Linked DNA regions of Homo sapiens: region 1 is linked to region 2. Evidence: chromatin contacts called from ENCODE Hi-C or POLR2A ChIA-PET data. All regions are on one chromosome and are shown on one strand. Each heading gives the region's core, a stretch centred on a gene start or an enhancer-like site at or near the end of the contact. The rest is flanking DNA. Distances are from core to core; before and after follow the strand shown.

The links. Hi-C counts contacts between places; a loop is a spot of excess contacts on that map. ChIA-PET counts read pairs that join two places held with the same protein, here RNA polymerase II (POLR2A). Pooled maps may share reads with other maps.
Region 1: a loop to region 2 is called in a map of MCF 10A, with 7 times the contacts of the local background. The contact joins the enhancer-like site here to the promoter of LINC02226 in region 2. A Hi-C loop is called at or near these places in 1 of 168 maps with a recorded cell type or tissue (MCF 10A) and 1 of 50 pooled maps. POLR2A ChIA-PET finds 5 or more read pairs at or near these places in 1 of 52 experiments (MCF 10A).

What each region holds. Positions count from the first base shown.
Region 1 is chr5:8,904,842-8,912,075 of GRCh38, reverse strand. No RefSeq gene overlaps it. Among named protein-coding and RNA genes, the nearest start is that of LINC02199, 69 kb to the right of the region's middle. Within about 2 kb of position 5,360, at least 4 of the 41 ENCODE cell types and tissues checked have a DNase peak (open chromatin) inside an H3K27ac peak, as active enhancers do.
Region 2 is chr5:8,452,119-8,458,848 of GRCh38, reverse strand. It overlaps LINC02226 (long intergenic non-protein coding RNA 2226), which reads left to right and starts at 1,285. Exons shown (of 6, transcript NR_039984.1): 1 at 1,285-1,400; 2 at 6,569-6,626. MIR4458HG (MIR4458 host gene) reads right to left here and starts at 1,162. Exons shown (of 2, transcript NR_039989.1): 1 at 1,083-1,162. It also overlaps the pseudogene LOC100419318. RefSeq lists silencers at 833-892, 903-952 and an enhancer at 1,473-1,572.

The DNA.
Region 1 (7,234 bases), core at 4,111-6,610, 450 kb before region 2:
TATGTGGTGGGGAGGAATATAACTGCTGCCTACAGAGTTTTGTGCCATTGCCTTGATCCATAAGCCACCATTGCTTTTTGCATCATCAATAAAAACATCAACACAATTCTGGGATAAACCAAGGTATCTCAAAATGGTTATTTGATACTTGGAATATTTCAGCACCACTTGATGTTTTTGTTAGGCACTCACATGGTAGAAAATATTTCCCGATGATTGTTTCTCATATTGGACCAATGCAAGCAAAATAACAAGTCCCGCCACATGTACACATTGAGCCATTTGTAAGGCAAAGGGAAATTCTGTTGACGAGATATTACCCTGAGACTTTGGGTTTTCAGCAAAATGCTTGAATCAACAAGTTACTGTATGGTGGGAAAGTGGCCCTGGTTCTTATGTTGCATTTTCATCCAGCAGGCATTCAGCAGTGTGCCTCAGCTATTGCATGTGGTCCTTCAGCCAAAACAATGCAATAGCTCACCTTGGAAAATGCTGCCCTCGCTTTCTTATTTGTGGTATGCAAGTCTGTAACAAATAATTATTCATGGATCTGAAAGAGTTCATCATAGCTCTGGTTAGCATATTCAACTTCCTTTTCTTTATTCTTTGATTGATTGATCTCAAAGTGATGCTACGACTTACCTGGTACCATAACATTATTCAAAAGGTTCCATTGCATAAGATTATAGTAAATTATTAACATTTATAATGCCAGCAGAAAATAGCTTTCATCATATTTCAATTTCTTATATATAGTTTTACCCATTTTTTAGTAGAGTATGTCCTTTAATAAGTTAGAGAACTCTCTGATAAGTCAACTCTGAAGAGTCTCTTTAGACATAGATGATAGAAGTATTATAATCCCTTCTAAAGCCAATGCTGAATCCTTGAATAGAATACAAATTAATTATCTTGTATTTTACAATAATACATTACTAGGTTCTAAAATAAATAATAGTATAAATAAACTTAAAAAATTTAAATATGTTTTCCAAAAAGTTATATTGCAAAATGAGACAAAAATTATACTTGCTTCTTGTGTTTCTCCGTACAACTAAGAAAAATCACCAGATTTGGGAAAATTACGTACTGAACAGTAATGAGGCTAAAGAAAATTTAGCAGGTATAAACAAAGATAGAAAGAACAAGATGGTAGGAGTACTGAGAACAAACTAGTTAATCTCTGACACTGAACGTAAGAATACTCTAAATGTAATACATTAGAATGCTCTAGAATACACATGAATACACAGACACACATTCTGTTATCAGACTGATGATGACATCACATGATGTATCCTCCAGCGAACTCAAGTCTAACTACAACAGAATGAAAGTGGAAAAGGCAAATAATGTCATTGAATTCTTTTTGCTTTGATGTTGCATACTGCCTGGAAGAGACACAGGATCTCTCTGGGGTCTTCAGGTCCCATTCTGAAGACCTCTCATTTTCCACTATTTTTGATTACTTCTCCTTAGAGGTAAGTGTGTCAATCTCCTTTTCCTGGGAATGGTAGAGTACAACATGAAAACAAAATTCACCTATTAAGCAGGACACATATTTTGTGACATTTTCTGTGTAGCACTCATAAAACTCTCTGTCAAGGAAGAGAGGTTTCAGGGCCATGGGATCTTCTTCCTAAAGGGACATAATAATTCAACTGCCCTAATTTTATAGATAATGAAAGTGAGTGCCAAAAAAGAAATTAATATTTAAAAATCACGGCCAGCTGGATGAGGAGGTGAAACAATTGGCCCAGTTTTACTTTTGTCTTGCTTGTATTAATTGTAGTATTAAACATATTTCAAAGTACATTCATGATTCTACCTAGAGTATAGTTTATTTAGTGTTCCCTTAGGGTACATATGCAATGAACTACAATTTAACTATCTATCTCCCAAAACACTCCATTAGCCATGCACAGAAACACTGTTTGACCTAAACTTAAAAAGTAAAATAAAATCCTCAGCTTCTACTTCAATTAACCGTTGACCCTGTTGTACATATGATAGAACAATAGCAGGATTCGACTTGATGCATCTTTCTAACCTCAGGATTTAGTTGACTGCAGAGGAGGAAGTCCTCACCTTTCTTTTATGACCTAGTCCTATTTAATTACCCCTACTCCTGAATACATTTTCTCTGTTATTACTCATTATCACTACACCATACTAATTTACTGGCTGCTCAGAATAATCAAAAGTCTTTAGCATGCATACTCTGACCACCAAGAAACTCTCACTTTGCAGAAAATTCTTCCTGGATGGTAGAGAATGTCCTAGCAACCAAAACATGGTACTTTTTGGTACCACTTCATTTAGCCAGGTCCACCACTCCTCCCTGTTGCTGAGCTCTGCCTTTCTTTCCCCAAAATATCCTAATGACTAAATAAGACATGCATGTAAAATCCTTAGCACGATGCCTGGCAAACGCTAAGTACACAATTTTTGTGCACTATTACTGCCTCATTTTTGTGAAGATGTAAAGGTTACTGTTCTTATCTCTCCATGGAGTTGGCACAATTTCTGTGTGATGTCTACAGAAGGGGTTTTATGTTTTCTGTGTCATAACTTCGCCACCCTGGACATATCTTTATCTACTCTTCCTGTTACCTGGTATCACACACCTTAGATTAATATTTAAGTATAAGTACATATGCTTAATGTCACACATCTGACATATTGTGTTCAGAATTTATATTAAGCTATAAATATCACCTCTGAGAAATCACAGTATTCTGAAAATCTATTAAAACATTCACATCATAATATCCAAATTGTGTAGTATTTGTTTTTCCCAGTTATGAAAAGTGTTCCTCAATGCATGCAACTGAGATACATTTAAATCAAAAATTCAATCATAAATATTTAATAATAACAATACATGGATGAAACAATTGCTTGTCCATTTGGATTTGTAAACCATTTTGAGGAATACCATCTAATGAGGATCTATACTTTAATTGCATCTTACTAAACCAGGACTTCTGAACTCGGCTGAGTTACAAATCATTATACTCTTGTTTTGAAAGACTTTCATTGCTGCCAACAAATCCTTGTCATAAATAAGATAAACTAGAAAGTAAATTTTTCCAGGACAACATCCTCTTATGACATTCAGAATAGATTTAGTTGTTTTATGATAAATGTTGAAGTAAATACCATTAAATAGTCCAGTTTTCTGTAGTTTCAAATTCACTACATGAATATTTCTTTTGTTCCTTTTCAACAATGAAACAGAATCCCTGCAGTAGAGTCATGCACTAGTACTGAACAAGAAATGTTTTGGCAAAGACGAAGGCATGCTATATGATGGAGAATATAGTATTTTACCAGGTGAATGGCTTTGCTGAGAGGTCAGTTCATCAAACTTCCACTCCAGTGGGCCACCTGTCAAGTCATTCTGAGCTACAGAAGTTGGGCATCCCTTAGCTGGTTCAGATGCCTCCGGTGGTTCCACGTCACTGGAGAGAAGAGTGCTAAAGCTCTGGATAGGAAGAAGGACAGGCCCCTTTGTATGTTCCAACTAAGGAGATACTCTCCTCAAGCACAAGCTTTGTGGCTCCAAGGAGTGACAAACCCATATCCCCTCTTTCATCTCATGCCCAGGTGACCAGGTGCCTGGAGGTGGGCTGGTCTCCTTTTTGCCAAAGACATGCAGGATGTTCCAAAAGATCCAGTCTAAACCCAGCCAACCATGAGTCATGTGCACTCTCTCTGTGACACTGGGAAAGTCACCTATCCTTCTCAATTTCTTTCTTACAGAGGAAAAATATCTCCACTTTAGAGTTGTTGGGGTGGACTCTCTGCTGCCCCCGGTGGAGAGAAGCTGAACTGCTCCTATGTCTCCCTCACTCTTGTGCCAACCCTAAGGAGGCGCTAAGAAGTCTGGAGCTCTAAAAAGCGCTCACAGAAAACAAAGAAATAAAACTGCAAGCTTTTCCATGGAGATGCTCCTTTTGACGTTTCCAGACCTAGCACAGGGCATCCTGCATACTTCCACTACCTGTAGTCACGGGACCTGTGTCCAGGGAGGCACCGAGGGAAGAGAACACAGAGATGAAGGATTCCAACAACTTTTTCCCTGAATTATCATTTAATTCTTACTTCTGTTCTGTGATGGCTGGTCCCATCATCCTCATTCCATAGATGAGGAAATAGAGGTTAAAGAATTCTTCACCTCCCCAGCGACTTCTCTACTGAGGAGAGAGCAATGAGTTACAGAGAGGAACAGTGCTGCTTTGCTGTGGGGTCTCCCCAACTCCTTTCTCATGTCCCCTGGTCATGGCAGGTAAATGGGAGAGAAACCCACAGCCATGGCACTCCTGTCACCACGGTACCCCATGCAGGGAAAGCCAAGTGGCTACAGGTCGCCCGGAGTAGTAGGAGGAGTAAATAATCTGATATCAAGTGCTTTCTTATAGTCTGTTAAACAATTGTTGAATCTATGTTTTCCAGCAGAAGTACGTGCTTTTAAGCCGTGGTTTTTCCAGGAAGTGCTGACATTAACGTATATGACTATGTGTTTTATTCTTACACACAAACACACATAGCAATATCGATCTATTAATAATTGAAGGAGATTTGAAAAAAAAAGTCCAGATTCCATCCTACTGTCCAGTTTGATTTAAATGTGAATTCCAAAAAGCTAACATCATAACCAGACTAAAATAATAACCTCTTGCTTTATGTAAACTTTGAACAGATGACACATTGAATACCTGTGACTCAGAAATTTTTAATTTAAACTCTATGTTGTAAATTCAGCTTCCTAATAGGCCTTTGTGCCTCTACAGTGGTTTAAGGTGACTCACATCTTTCCCATAAATTATTTCAATTCAAACTCTCAAAAAATTCATTAAGTAGTGAAGGTAGGTGTTCGGTTTGTGTTGCTTTAAATAAAGACACTGAGGTTTTGGGAGGAAAATGTGGCCGTAACTTTTCATGCTGAATTTAGAGTCCAGGTTAACATATTTTCTACTAAAGCATGATGTATAGATGAGATAATCTGACTGAAATTAAGATTAGGCAGTTTGCTCTTTAAGTTTAATAGTTACAAGTTTTGTAGTTCACTAGAGGAATCGTGTCACTAATAAAAATATAAATTGAAAGAAATCAAATTGTATCATATAAAATATTTAAAATATAATTACTACTTTCAGTCTCTATTGTTTTGGGAACCCATTTGCTGTCAATGGTGGACAGCTGTGGGATTTTGCTTATACCAGGGAGTGCCCGTTTCCAGATTTTTCTGTCCTGTTTCCCTCTTTGTGAGCTTTGTGGTGGTGAATCATCCGTGCCTTGCCCCTAGTAGACATCATTCCATCATTGCCCAATGCGGAGCTCTGGGGTTAATGAGCAAACTCCACGTGCGAGACTCTGCTGCAAGCGCTCCAGGTGTATGCACTCATTTGATCCCCACGCAAAACAACCCTATGAGGTAGGCGCTATTATCATCATATTTTACAGATGAGGGTCTTGGTTGAGGTTAATTAAGAAGCTGAAGTTACATGACCAGTTAGTGGCAGGACGTGGTTAGAGCCCAGGTGTTCTGGATCCCCATCTCTTGCCATTAACGTCAGTGCCACACAGCCTGGCCTGTCACAGTGCCAGGGCGAGCTGTTGCATACACCCACAAAGGCGCTACACTTGCAGAATGACCCAGTTGCTCTTGTTCATTCTGAAAATAGTTTCAAAGTCAAACTACTTGTTCTGAAACCATTTATATTGATTTTGATCATATAATTTAATTTTGTAATTTGTAAATAGACAGGTTCAAATTAAGAAAGGCATTATCTTATTCAATTATGCCATGTTTAATAAAGAATACTCTGCCCAATTATCAAAGTAATGAGAGAGAAGATGAATTAGTTTGTCCACTTTCCCAGTGGGGCACAGTTGAGGAGTAAAACCTCAGTGGGTAGAGAGGGGCAACTAATCTCCTGTGGCCACTGTGTTATAGGGCATGATACTGTGCCTCCCTCCCTCAAGAAGCCTAGTGTCCAGCCGCTGGGAAGCCAGGCATCTGAAGTTGAATAACACTGTGGGACAGCAGGTGAGGGGGAAACAACCTCTGAGGGAGAACGGCGCAGAACAGAAGTGCGCTTCACAATGAAGGCAGAGCCCATGGAGTCTGTAGCAGGCAGAGGCCTTCGTGAAGATGCAGGCTGCAAACTGGGCTTCCAAGGTCCGTGAGTGCTGAGAGGAGGGTGAAGCCTGCCTGGCAGGGAGAGAAGCAAGGACAGAGGCGTGGATTGTTGGGGTAATGCATAGTGATTGGAAGATGTATAGAGATGGCTTCACAGAGAAAGGCAGGACCTAGGAGAGAAGTTCAAGATGAGATTAAAGGGTAAACGGGAGCCCAGTTCAGGAGGAACTTGAATAGTAGACTGGGTGAATGTTATTTTTTGAACTTTTAGAAAAAGAGGAGAACACAAATAGTTCTTGCATACCTCCTATGAGACAGTCATGGTACTTAGTGTTAGAAATACAGTCTCATTTAATTTTCATAAATCTTTAAACAGAGAGGTTTATTGCCATTTTACAAAAAAAGGGAACTGAGGTGGAAAGATGAGAATTAATGTGCCCCCAGTTCTTGCCAATTGGTACAAGCCATACATTGTGAGCTCCACTTTGCCTTTTTACACTGATGGAAGTTGAGACACTTCATCTGTGACTTTGGGAAGATGTGTGTTGGTTCAACAAGTACCTTGGAAATGTGACCAGACAAGAACCAACACATTTGGTGGCTGAATTCTAAACACATTTTCCAGGAATTTTGCTGATATACAATTTGAAAGAGGCCTTTGAAAATACGGAGTTGTTTCATTGCCTCTTACTTCTGTAAGAGTAGGGCGTTCCTCTGGCAGGCTTCCAAATGGAATGCATTTTAAATCACTGCCACTGGCTGACTTCAATAATGCCTCAGGGAAAGAAACTGGAGACCAAAATTCTACTCTATAATTAGTTCAAACTCTTCTGACAAGTTATCTTTCCATAATAAATCAGAGAAAGCTGGAAGCATGATAAATTTAATTATAATTGATTGTGTGAGTATTGTCATTCATTTGCATATTGACCATGTCCCATGGAATAATTTTTCTTACCTACTTAAGTGTTAAGACCGAGGAAGAGTCAAATTATGGAAACATCTGCCCATAATTAAAAGGGAAGCTGCTCTTTGGGACAAGGTCTGCTATGTAAAGTCAACTTCTACCAGGCACTTATCTCTATC
Region 2 (6,730 bases), core at 36-2,535:
CTGCAGGTTTCTTGATTTCATCCTAATACTTTGCAAATTAATCACAGAACCCAAGTGAAATTGCCTAGACTCTCAAAGAGTTCGAAAAACATTTCTAATACACTCAAAATTTTCCTAGTTGACGTTCACAGATTATCAAGAGTAAAGCACCTTCATACAGTTTTGATCCTCACACTGTCTAAATCTGAGGAGCTGTCAGGAAAGACATGTAAGGAGAGATCTAAGCTAAAACTCAAACCACACATGAGGCTTTTCAACTGTGACCAACTTGTAGTTAAAATTCAGTTTATGCTTTTCTGTCCACCTAAGAGCAAATTAAACCTTTAAGAAAGCAAAGGATAAAATCATTGTTAGCTCAAGCATTAAAAAAGAAAATAACTGAATATATCTTCTTCAACTCTCCACCCCTAGGGATGAGAACTGCACCTGGCAAACAAGAGGACATTCAACACGTAGTAGCTGTTAAAATGAGTAACTCCCCAAAAGCACTATTAGAAGGCGATATAGTTATTATGACCAAGTTCTGCGGAAACATGGTGTTGAAAACCTTACTGAAGCTAACAATGTGCGTCACCTTCCAGGAGCCACACACACATCCTGAGGGCTTCCCAGATCAACCCCTCATCCCCGCGACAGAGCCACAATCCAGCACCACCTTCCCAGGACTCTCAGCTGAGGCCCCAGCCCCCGCAGGCCCAGGGACGACGCGGCGGGCAGGGCACATGCCTGCGTCGGGCCAGGTGGAAGCTCGGAACGACCACAGGCCCCCGGGGCGCGCCCCTCCCCGTCACGCGCCCCGTTTCCCACGTCCACGCATGCGGTTTCCCCAGGCCTGGAAAGCGTCTAGAGCCAAAGAGCCCAGGGGCTTGCCCGCGCAGAGGCCGACGTGGGGCCCAGGGACGCGCTCCCGGGGTCCTCCCCGCCGAGCCCGCAGCCAGCACCCGGAGCGATCCCCCGAGCCCGAGGGGCGTGGGAACCACGCGCGCAAGCCGGCTGCCCTTCCAGTCCCGGGACGCTTCCCCATCAGGCCAGTGCTAGGCGGGCGGTCGGGACCCGGGGATCGCAGCCTCCGGAGCGCTCACCTGGGTGGCGCAGGCCAAGGACGCCCATGGACAGCGCGACCTCCTCCCATTCCACACACGCGCCCACGACCAAAGTGCGCATGCTCGACACCTGGGACCAATAGGAATCTCGGTCCGAGGGTAGCTGGGGCCAATCACAGCGCGTCTGGCGTGTGGGCGGTGTCTCCTCGTGTTACGCGTGCGCGGAGGGGCTGCGCTACCCGGTCTTGGGTTTTTCATCGGGGAGTGGGAGTGGACTGAAGGCTTGGCCGCTCCGCCTCACTGAGCCGGCTCAGCCAGCGCAGCTGTTCCTGGAACGCCAGTCCCTTAGGATGGGAGGTACTTTCATCTCGAAGAGGGCCGTGGCGTCTGGAGCTTCCCTCCCTTCTGTCCTGCTGAGTCATCCCCGCGTCGCCTGCGAGGCCGCGAGGCGTTTAGGTCTGGGCAGGCCGCCTTTTCCCCATCACGAGATCCTGTTATTTTACTGTTTCATTCTTTTTCTCACTTTCCTATTTGTTAAGCCAAACTTTTTCCTTCCATAGACGTGACCCCTTAGAAGGCTACCCATGCCTCGACATATCTGACATTTGACGTTTTACTCAAATAATTTGCCAAAGTCTATTGCCTTTTTTAACTTCTATTTTCTAAAGCTAGTTTGATACTAATCAACACAGTTTTTTCAACAAGCATGTAAGTGTGCATATTCTAGACATGCGCGGCCTGAGTTTAACCCATCTGCTACTAATTTGTGTTGTCTCGGAATATTATCTAATCCCGTGCTTCAGTTCTCATATATAAACTGAAACTTTATAGATTCACTGGTGGCCTGTAAGCCTGGCCTGTAAGCCTTAAGTTGAAACATGGAGCATATCAGAACTGTGCCTGGCACGTGGTGAAATGTTCAAAAGTTAGTATTGTTATTAGGTGCTGGGCACTTTTCTAGGCTTTGGGATATAGAGATCAATGTCCCTGATGTCCTGGTGTTTATAATTTATTGTGGACACTTTGCTATTTTTTTGGATACAGATCTTTATTTTCATAAACATGGATAATTTTCATTGAGTGCAGTGTGATCTCAATTGATACTTTTGTAGTATTTCATCATTATGCTTATATTCTTTTTAAAATTTAGGTACTGTTGAGGGAAAGTGAGAATGACATGATTTTGATAACATGGTAGAACCTTTTTCATTCATCTGGTGTTGCCACACTGGGGCTCTGGGTGCTTTATGAATCATGTTCACAAGTCATACTTGTGTCTGTCCATGGTTCTTTTCACTACAGCCACCATAGTTCAGGGTGAGATTTTTCACACCGACTGTAAAGATTTATCTGTGGAAAATGGTAATGAGCTTGCCTGGTTGATGTCCTGTTGTTTTCCCAAGTACATACTTGGAAGAGAGTGAACAGAAGACTAAAACGTGGGTCAACAGATGTTTTGCAGTGAGCTAAAAAATAATTGACTTCACTAGAACAACTGCTTGATATTCTACAGCAGTTTTGCAGGTTTCTGAAGTGGAAGAAGCAGATAGTGATGGAATGCTGCTAAAAGAAATATAAGAGAATAATAACACCCTTGGTGCTTGTTAATTTCATTTTGAATTTTTTTTTTTTAAGTTGTCAGTTACATGTTTGGTGACTGCTTTGAAAGTTCTGATTCTGTTGCATGTGGATCCACAAGGTAGCTTAGGAAGCCTGATGGCAGAATACAAATTGTCTTAAAAGAGTTCATAGGTATTCACAATCTTTGTATTGAAGAAAGTATGATGAAACTCCCCAGGTCCAGTTAGGGCAGCACTGGGAATGCAAGGTGAGAAATTGGAAGAATTTACCACACACAAAAAAATGATGTGTCTGTATTAGTCCATTCTTGTATTGCTATAAAGAAATACCTGAGACTGGGTAGTTTATAAAGAAAAGAGGTTTAATTGGCTCACAGTTCTGCAGGCTGTACAAGCATGCTGCTGGCATCTGTTAGACTTCCAGGGGAAGCCTCAGGGAGCTTTTATTCATGGTGGAAGGCCAGCAGGAGGAAGAGAGAAAAGTGGTGGGGAGGTGCCACAATTTACAGCAACCAGATCTTGCAGGAACTTAGTATCAGGAAGTCAGCACCAAGCCTGAGGGATCTGCCTCCACGACCCAAACACCTCCCACCAGCCCCCGCCTCCAACACTGGGGATTAAAATTCAGCATGAGATTTGGTGGGGACATATATTCAAAACGTATCAGTGTCATTTTATGAAATATTCTGGGCTAAAACAGTGGATCTACAAGCAACTTTTAAAAAGAAGATAATTAACATCTCTCAGTTGACAGTTTCTAACTTGAATCCTAAATAGGCCAAGTGTGCAGCAAGCTTGTGGTTTTTGATCAGACACTACCTGTGAGCTCTCTTTTTCTTAGTTCTAATAAGGAAATAGATACTAAGTCTTAGAAATTTTTAAATACTTTGGGCACAATAACATTTTTTTAAACAAAGACCTAGAGCAACATGTTGCTGGACTTTCTGAGCAAAGAAAGTCAAGTGATATAGAAAACTGACTCCTGGGCCAGGGGTGGTGTCTCACGCCTGTAATCCCAGCACTTTGGCAGGCCGAGGTGGGCAGATCACGACATCAGGAGTTCAAGACTAGCCTGGCCAATGTGGTGAAACCCATCTCTACTAAAAATACAAAAATTAGCCGGGCATGGTGGCATGTGCCTGTAGTCCCAGCTACTTGGGAGGCTGAGGCAGCAGAATTGCTTGGACCCGGGAGGCGAAGGTTGCAGTGAGCAGAGATTGTGCCATTATATTCCAGCCTGAGCGATAGAGCAAGACTCCGTCTCAAAAAAAAAAAAAAAAAAAAAAAGAAAGAAAAAAGAAAACTGACTCTTTCAAAATCCATTTTGAATGTAATAGCAAAAAGTTGTTTTCCCCCTTGCAAATTACAGGCATATGTCAGAGATATTGGGGGTTCAGTTCCAGACCACCTCAATAAAGTGAATATCACAATAAAGCATGTCAGATGAAGTCCTAGACAGCATCTCATTCCACATAAGGCTATTTTGCCTACACTGAGAAGCTGTTGTTTAGTGTAGCCACCTTTATCAATGATCTTAGCTGGATCTTCTGGATAACTCGTGGCAGTGTCTACACTAGCACTTGGTGCTTCACATTGCACTTTTATGTATGGAGACAGCTTCTTTCCTTAAACCTCATCAGCCAATGTCTGCCAGCTTTAAACTTTTCTGCAGCTTCCTTATGTCTCTCAGTCATCATAGAAAAGAAGAAAATTAGGGCTTTGTCCTGGATTAGACATTGGCTTAAGGAAATGATATGTCTGGTTTGAATCTCTCCAGACCACTAAAACTTTCCGCAGATGAGCAGAAAGACTGTTTCACTTTCTTATTATCCCTATATTCCCTGAGGTAGCACTTTTAATTTTTTTTCAAGAACGTTTCCTTTGCATTCACAACTTCGCTACCCATTTGGCACAAAAGGCCTAGCTTTCAACCTATCCAGCTTTTGACATGCCTTCCTTGCGAAGCTTAATCATTTCAAGCTTTTGATTTAAAGTGAGAGACTTGCAAGTCTCCCTTTCACTTGAACACCTAGAGGCCACTGTAGGGTTATTAATTGGCCTAGTTTTAACATTGTGTCTCAGGGAACAGGGAGACTTAATGGGAGGGAGAGAGATGGGGAACAGCTGGTTGCTGGTGCAGTCAGAACACACATATTTACCAGTTCAGTTTAAAGTCTTCTATGGGTGTGGCTCTTGGTGCCCCCAAGCAATTATAATAGTAACATCAAAGATCACTCGCCACATATCATCATAACAGATATAATAACAAGAAAAAGTTTGAAATAGTGTGAGGATTACCAAAATGTGACACAGATACACAAACTGAACACATGCTGTTGGAAAAATGGCGCTGATAGACTTGCTCAATGCAAGGCTGCCACAACCCTTCTATATATATATATATATGTATATAAAATACAGTATCTGTGAAACTCAATAAAACAAAATGTACAATAAAACAAGTATGACTGAATAAACTTTTAGTACCTCAGGTTTTCAATTAATAAAATCACCTGGGAAAGTCAATTACTTGCCATGAAAACCTGCATTTTGTTTGGAAAACTAGAAAATACGTGATTCCCTCACTTTTATTCTTTTCATGCATAATATTGTTAAACTCTTAATTCATGTTCACTGATCAGATATAATCATCTGACTTATGCTAAACACATTTAGCTCTTATTTTCTTCATTAGTTTCAAGATGAGCTGGTTATAACTTAGACTAGAATAATTAGTGTTTGAAATTTTGATGTTTCAGAGTCCAGGAATCCTTATACCCAGCAATGTTTTGACTTTCTTTTCCATAATGGTCTAAAAAAAGTCATGTGGTAAAGCGTTTGAATTAGAAGAAAATAGTTAAAGAAACTTAACTATTTTATGGAAAGGGAAGCAGGCAGTTTCCAGAAGAGCAGGATCTTTACTTACCTAACTAAAGAGTTGCAATATAATTTTGGAGATAATATTGATAATAATAACCACAATAATATATGTTAGAATCTTTCATGAAAGAGCAAATGTCTAAATGTCACTTTGGACATTTTCTTAAGAGGGTTAGTTTATAATTTTATATCAAATCAAGTCTACCTAGATACTTCAGATGACTGGATCTCAGTTAAAGGAAATATATACTGAGGATAAATAAAGAAAAATAGATCATATTATTTTGGAGATAAATATTTATAATCATTGAATCATGCAGAAAATTATTTAAACTAGCAACAGAAAATTCTTATATATCAATGTGAAATTTTGGGGGAACATAAAAATACAAATCAGTAAAAAGGAACTTAACATAGATAAGCTTTTCTTAGAGGTGGCAAGGGAAATTGACAAGGGAAACTTCTGATTTTAAGTCACAGAAAGTATGCGAGTTTCATTTGATCCGATATAAATGCTTCATTGTCAGGTTGAGAGACAGGACAGGAATGGCAAGAAAGGCAGGAATGAGGGATCATGGATAGAAAAGGCTCTGAAGTTGGGAAAATTGAGTCTGGGTCGTTTCATCATCAGATAGTTCTGTCAAGAAGGAACAAGAAGAAGGAAAGAAATGGTATTATTTTCTCACTTAATGCCCATTCATGTCAGGCCACGTACCAGGTACTTTCATTACATGCCAACCATGTGACTTGGGACAAGTTAATTCCCAAGTCACAGTTTCCTTGGAGATGATACTAGTAGAATTGTGTGAGAATTAAGTTACTCAATACATGTAAAACACAAACATGGTAGCACATGTTATTGAATACATGTAAAACATAAACATAGTAGCACAAAGAAAGTATACTGTAACTATGATAACGATTATGTCTGATTTTGTCACACTATGCTGGTGCCTCACTTTATCTTTGGGGTCTGTTTATTCATCAGTAAAACTCAGGGAGAGGGGGGTTAGGTGAGTTGATCTCTAAGATTATTCATAAAATGTTCTGGTTCTTTTGTTTTAGAGAGCGGAGAAGGCAAAGAGGAACAGACTGGGAAAGAGACTGGATAGATTCTAATATGGTAAAGTACTCAGTTAATTAGTCTGTCTACTTGGAGGCTAGCTTTAAAGCATTTTTTGCTCACTTTAAAATCAGGTAGTTAGTTGATTTCCAATTCTTATCAGA